2 separate regions of the Mus musculus genome follow, and region 2 is linked to region 1. Evidence: chromatin loops called from intact Hi-C (ENCODE). Cell type or tissue: left cerebral cortex. All regions are shown on one strand.

Evidence for each region. Peaks named below come from ENCODE experiments on the same cell type or tissue, not always from the same donor. Only the 100,000 strongest peaks of a DNase experiment are listed, where the experiment ranks them.
Region 2: it touches region 1 in a loop (3-fold over the local background); 22 of 42 quality-filtered maps call a loop at or near these places.

The regions. Positions count from the first base shown.
Region 1 is chr12:74,292,412-74,294,911 of GRCm38, forward strand. The region is part of intron 2 of 1700086L19Rik (RIKEN cDNA 1700086L19 gene); the gene reads left to right. Among named protein-coding and RNA genes, the nearest start is that of Dbpht2, 3.8 kb to the right of the region's middle. In left cerebral cortex, a CTCF peak has its summit at 1,453 (motif pointing left); DNase peaks (open chromatin) are centred at 1,451 and 2,356; H3K27ac peaks cover 1,196 bases.
Region 2 is chr12:74,012,521-74,015,020 of GRCm38, forward strand. All of the region lies in intron 1 of Syt16 (synaptotagmin XVI), which reads left to right. Among named protein-coding and RNA genes, the nearest start is that of Syt16, 16 kb to the left of the region's middle. In left cerebral cortex, CTCF peaks have their summits at 1,445 (motif pointing left) and 2,407 (motif pointing left); DNase peaks (open chromatin) are centred at 1,427 and 2,401.

The DNA.
Region 1 (2,500 bases):
TAGCTGGCATAGATCTCAGTTGGATTTGGTGCAAAAGTTCCCCTCTAGACCCACTGGAAAGGTGAGTGAAGGGCCCAGTAGTTAAGAAGCCCTACAGGAGATTCTGGTGTGTGTTAACATTTGAGAACCACTGTTAGATCAGTTAGTCAGACAATTAATTAAAGAGGAATAGAGGACGTCCATGGCTCAGCATGTGCTTGCTGTATAAGCAGGGGAACCTGGGTTTGGAGCCCAAGCACCCCTGTAAAAGCCAGGCTGTGGTAAGGACCTATAGTCTGAATGCTAATAAGTTGAGGGCAAGAGGCTCCCTAGGGTCACTGGCTAACTAGTCTACTCAATTGTGAATCTAGGTTCAGTGAGAACCCCTATCTCAAATGAGTAGGGTGGAGACCAATCATGGAAGAAAACCCATGACCTCTGGACTCTGCTTGCATGTGCACATACCTGTGTACACCTGTATGTAGACGTACACAGACAGGAACCCATACACACCCATATACTATACACACACACACACACACACACACACACACTACATGTTCACATGCACATGTACATGTGTGCATGTACACAATAGGAGTCATTATTACAAGGGATAAGCAAAAGCTTTGTTATCTAGTTATCTGATGAATAGCTTTCAATGTAACCCTAGCAGTCTCTGTATCTTAAAAAAGAACAAACAAACAAAAAACAAAAACAACAAAAGAAAAAGAAAAGGAGAGCAAACTGGGTTTGGGGGGCGGATGCATTTGTTTTATTTATTTGATCGGTTTTATTTTTTCCCCCTAACCCTTTCAAGTAAGTGAGAAATCGACATAAACTGTCGTTCATCAAATCCAGGAACTCTGCGCACGGAGCTTCAGTCGCGTGTCCTTATCGTGTCACCTTCTCCTTTTGGTCAGATGCACACGTGCTTTGAACCCTGGATCCCTTAATAAAACACACGCCCACTAGCTTAGGGGCTCTCTTGGGTTTTTAACCCACAGTGACAGCAGTGAGGTTTTGGGATGCTTGAGGTGAGGTATGTGGCTTTCCTTACTGGCTCGGGAAGAGCATCCAGCTGCAGGAGGGAGGGCTGTGTGAAGCTAGGCCGGCGTGGCTCCAAGATGAAGGAAACACGACACAAAGCATGTTATTGAAGAGCACATTTTCAATATTTAAGCCTGTAAAAGCTCTAGAGTTTAGAGGAAAAGCATCAAGTGTCAGTGTAAATTTATTAAGCCTACATGTCTTTATATGCTAATTATTTTGTGACTCATTGGGTTCTATCAGAACTATTGGGTTAGGGTGAAGTAAACAAAGTTCAAATGTAAGCTTGCTTTCCCTCTGGACTGCAGAGGTCGAGTGAATACCAAAGGGGACTAGGTTTTCTAGTTCTCTCTGTTTTGAATTGGAATCTGTTGTGTTGGGAGTTTGATCTTGCTTCCATTCTGTGGCCACAGTGCCATCTAGAGTACATTCTGGGAACTCCTTTGGAAATCCGCGACCTCTAAATTGTTTTTCCTTAAAGTCAGAATCCTCAGCTGCAGTCGTATTTTCAAGGAGGAAACAAAGGTTTTCTACTTTCACATATTACACTGTGTCTTAGTCAGGGTTTCTATTCCTGCCCAAACATCATGACCAAGAAGCAAGTTGGGGAGGAAAGGGTTTATTCAGCTTACATTTCCACATTGCTGTTCTTCACTGAAAGAAGTCAGGACTGGAACTCAAGCAGGTCACGGAGCAGGAACTGATGCAGAGGCCATGGAGGGATGCTCCTTACTGGCTTGCTTGCTCAGCCTGCTCTCTTATAGAACCAAGATTACCAGCCCAGAGATGGTCCCACCCACAAGGGGCCTTTCCCCCTTGATCACTAATTGAGAAAATGCCTAACAGTTCGATCTCATGGAGGCATTTCCTCAATGAAGCTCCTTTTTCTGTGATAACTCTAGCTGTGTCAAGTTGACACAAAACTAGCCAGTACACACTACAATCAATTTTATATATATATAATTTCCTCATTATTAACCTCAATTATGCTAAATGTCAGGACCATTATATCAATTAGTTAAAATTTGTTTATTTTTGTAATTGTATTTTAATTACATTTCCCCCTTCGTTTTCTTTCCTCTAAACTCTCCCTCCCACTCTTCTTCAAATTCATGGTCTCTCTCTTTATCAGTTGTTTTTGCATGACGTATATGTATTTGCATATTTCTCTATATAGCTCTCTTAGTCCACATGATGTCACTTGTGTTTCTATTTTCATGGCCAGCACATTTGGCGCTGGACAATTGGGGTGCTCTCCCCTAGGGAGGATGGTGACTCCTACTCCTATCGTTCCTAAGTTGCCTGTAGCTCTTTGTGTAGGCTTAATGCCTCTTGGGCTTCTTTCTGTCCAGTTTGATCTGTCTGTCTTTGCTCAGCCCACATCTGGGCAGTCATGTCGGTGAGACTTTGTGTGTAGCTTCCGATGTTACTAGGAGACACAATCTCTGACTCTCTTTCTACCCCCTGTTCT
Region 2 (2,500 bases), 280 kb before region 1:
CACTCCTCAGTGTCTTCTGGCCTCTGTGGAATGAGCTTTGGATTCATTTTCCTATAGAGTAATTCTGCTACTCTTTTTCCTTTTCTTCAATAGCCAGTTTTTTTTTGTTTGTTTTTTAATTACAGACAAGAGAACCCATTCAACTACTAAAACAAAACCAAACAAAAACCAAAGTGTGATTTATTTAGCTGTTGACTCTAGGGCAGCTTGCCAAGGCAATGGGAGGACCAGGGGGCACCCCTGACTGCCCACCAAGTCACAGGGGACACCTGCGTTCACGTATGTTTGTCTTAGTTTCTTCCACAATGCTTTTCTTGATGCCCCTCTTCATTTCCATTTGTGAGTCACAGCCCCTGCTATATAACCAGCACTGGCTCCAAACTGATGGTCCGCCTGCCTGTGCTGCTCACTGCTGGGGTTCACTTGTGTGCCACTCTGCTGGCATGATTTTCTAGATTGCTTTGGATATGTAAAAGACCTTTTAATTAAGTTAATTTATTTATTTTTATCACTATATGTATAGGAGTGTTTTGCCTGCATGTATGTATGCATGCCATGTGCATTCCTTGTAGCTGTACAGGTGGGAATACACAGCCTCCCCTGGAACCGAAATTATGCATGGCTGTGGGTGCTTGGAGCCAAACTCAGATCTTCTGTAAGAGCGACAAGTTCTTAACCACTGCGCAATCTCTCCAGCCCATAAAAACCCTTTTAAGATTATGTGTGTGTGTGTGTGTGTGTGTGTGTGTGTGTGTGTGTGTGTGTGAGAGAGAGAGAGAGAGAGAGAGAGAGAGAGAGAGAGAGTGTCAGAGGACAAATTGATTTCTTCCTTCTGCCACGTGGGCCCTAGGGTTCAAACCCAGGCTTGGAGGTAGCCATCTTTACCCACAGCCCTCTTTTGCATTAGTAGTGCTCAGTATACTTTTTATTTTCTCTCATGAATTCTTAGTCCTTTTCTAGCTGGTGTCAGGTTTCCCAATCTGCCTGCCTCCCCTGTAGAAAGTAAACTGGTATGTACGTCCTGGCAAAGGAGGACTAAGAAAACATGAAGACCTATTGAGCTTCTGCTCTCTCTTGTCTGAGGCAGTTGAGTACCTGTTGCGTGAAGGATTTGACTTTGAGCTTGTCTCTTTCTGTTTAAAGACCTTATCAAGACCAGGGACAGAGTTGTTCCTAATGGAATTCCATTGATCCTTCTCCAAAAAGGCAGCGCCGTATGTCAGAGGCATGTTTGCCTCACTAAGGCTCTTGAAGAGCTTGTCTCCGTGAAACACAATAACGAGAGGAGAATGAGCTGCTCAGAAAGAAAGCCCTTTACTTCTGAAGGAATAGGCTTTCCAGCCGTGCTTATCTTAACTGCTGAATTCCCTAACCACACTAAGGATCCAGACTGGACAGTGTGGATCTGCTCTGGTGTGCAGCGTCACCCTGCCACCGTGTGGCCATGTTCAGAACTGCACATTCCCCCGATGTTGGCTTCCTTCCTCTCTGATATCCAGCAAAATTAGTCACCCTGAATGGCTCTTTGAACTAATAAAATGTGAAAAACTTATCTAAAAAAGCCTTATAATAATTTTTAAAAGAAAACATATTTAGTAAGTTGCATCAGTTGTGTAAAAACACCTTGGTGTGTTAGATAATGTGTGTATAATTCAAGACTGGGCCGAAGTTATGTTACAAAGCTGGTTAAAGAGGATGGTCTGAGGTTGTACATTTTCTGTGCATTGAAGGAACATATATAGCAGGCCTTAATGATATGTGTGTGTGTGTGTGTGTGTGTGTGTATGACAATTATGTTTTAGGTCAATCCTGTTTTTTTTTTTCTTCTACGTTAATTTTGTGGTTAGCTGTTTCTAACCAAGAACGAGAAATACTGTTTCTGTCATTATTAGGGTACCTTTCCACTCATCAGGATAACATGAGTCCGAGGCTGGTGCCAGAGTACTCCCCACAGAGGCTTCACTATGCCACATTGCTCTGCAGCAGCTGAGGGCCAGATCCAGGCATCGAAGCTGTCAGATGACCCCTCCTAGCCATTCACACCACCGGCCACTGCTGGACGGTGCCTAGTGACCATCATCTGCGGGCTTTCTGGAGTAGCTCCTCCAATCCCTACCCCCCCAGGTAGAGATGGGAGTGGGACTTGGGTTCCATACTTCTTCCAACTCCTTCCCCTCTCAGAATTGAAGGATATCTGCGTCCTTTTACTCTCTAGAAAACTGCTCTGCCTACATGGGAACTGTATGAAACTTTGTTAGGAGCCCACAATAAACTACTTGGTATATGTTTCGACGATTGCCAAGGGATCTAGAACCCCATGTGTCTAATTGTCTGAGGTGCCAATAGAAGCTTGCAGCAGGAAGAAGACAGACTCCAACTGAGTGTGGGGCAGCAGTGGAGCCCCCTCTGCTGGTGAAACTGTCCCTTTACTTAGGTCAGCCCTAACCGTTGGAAAAACACTTCTTCAAGAGGTGCAACCTTAGTCTGAGGCTTACACGTG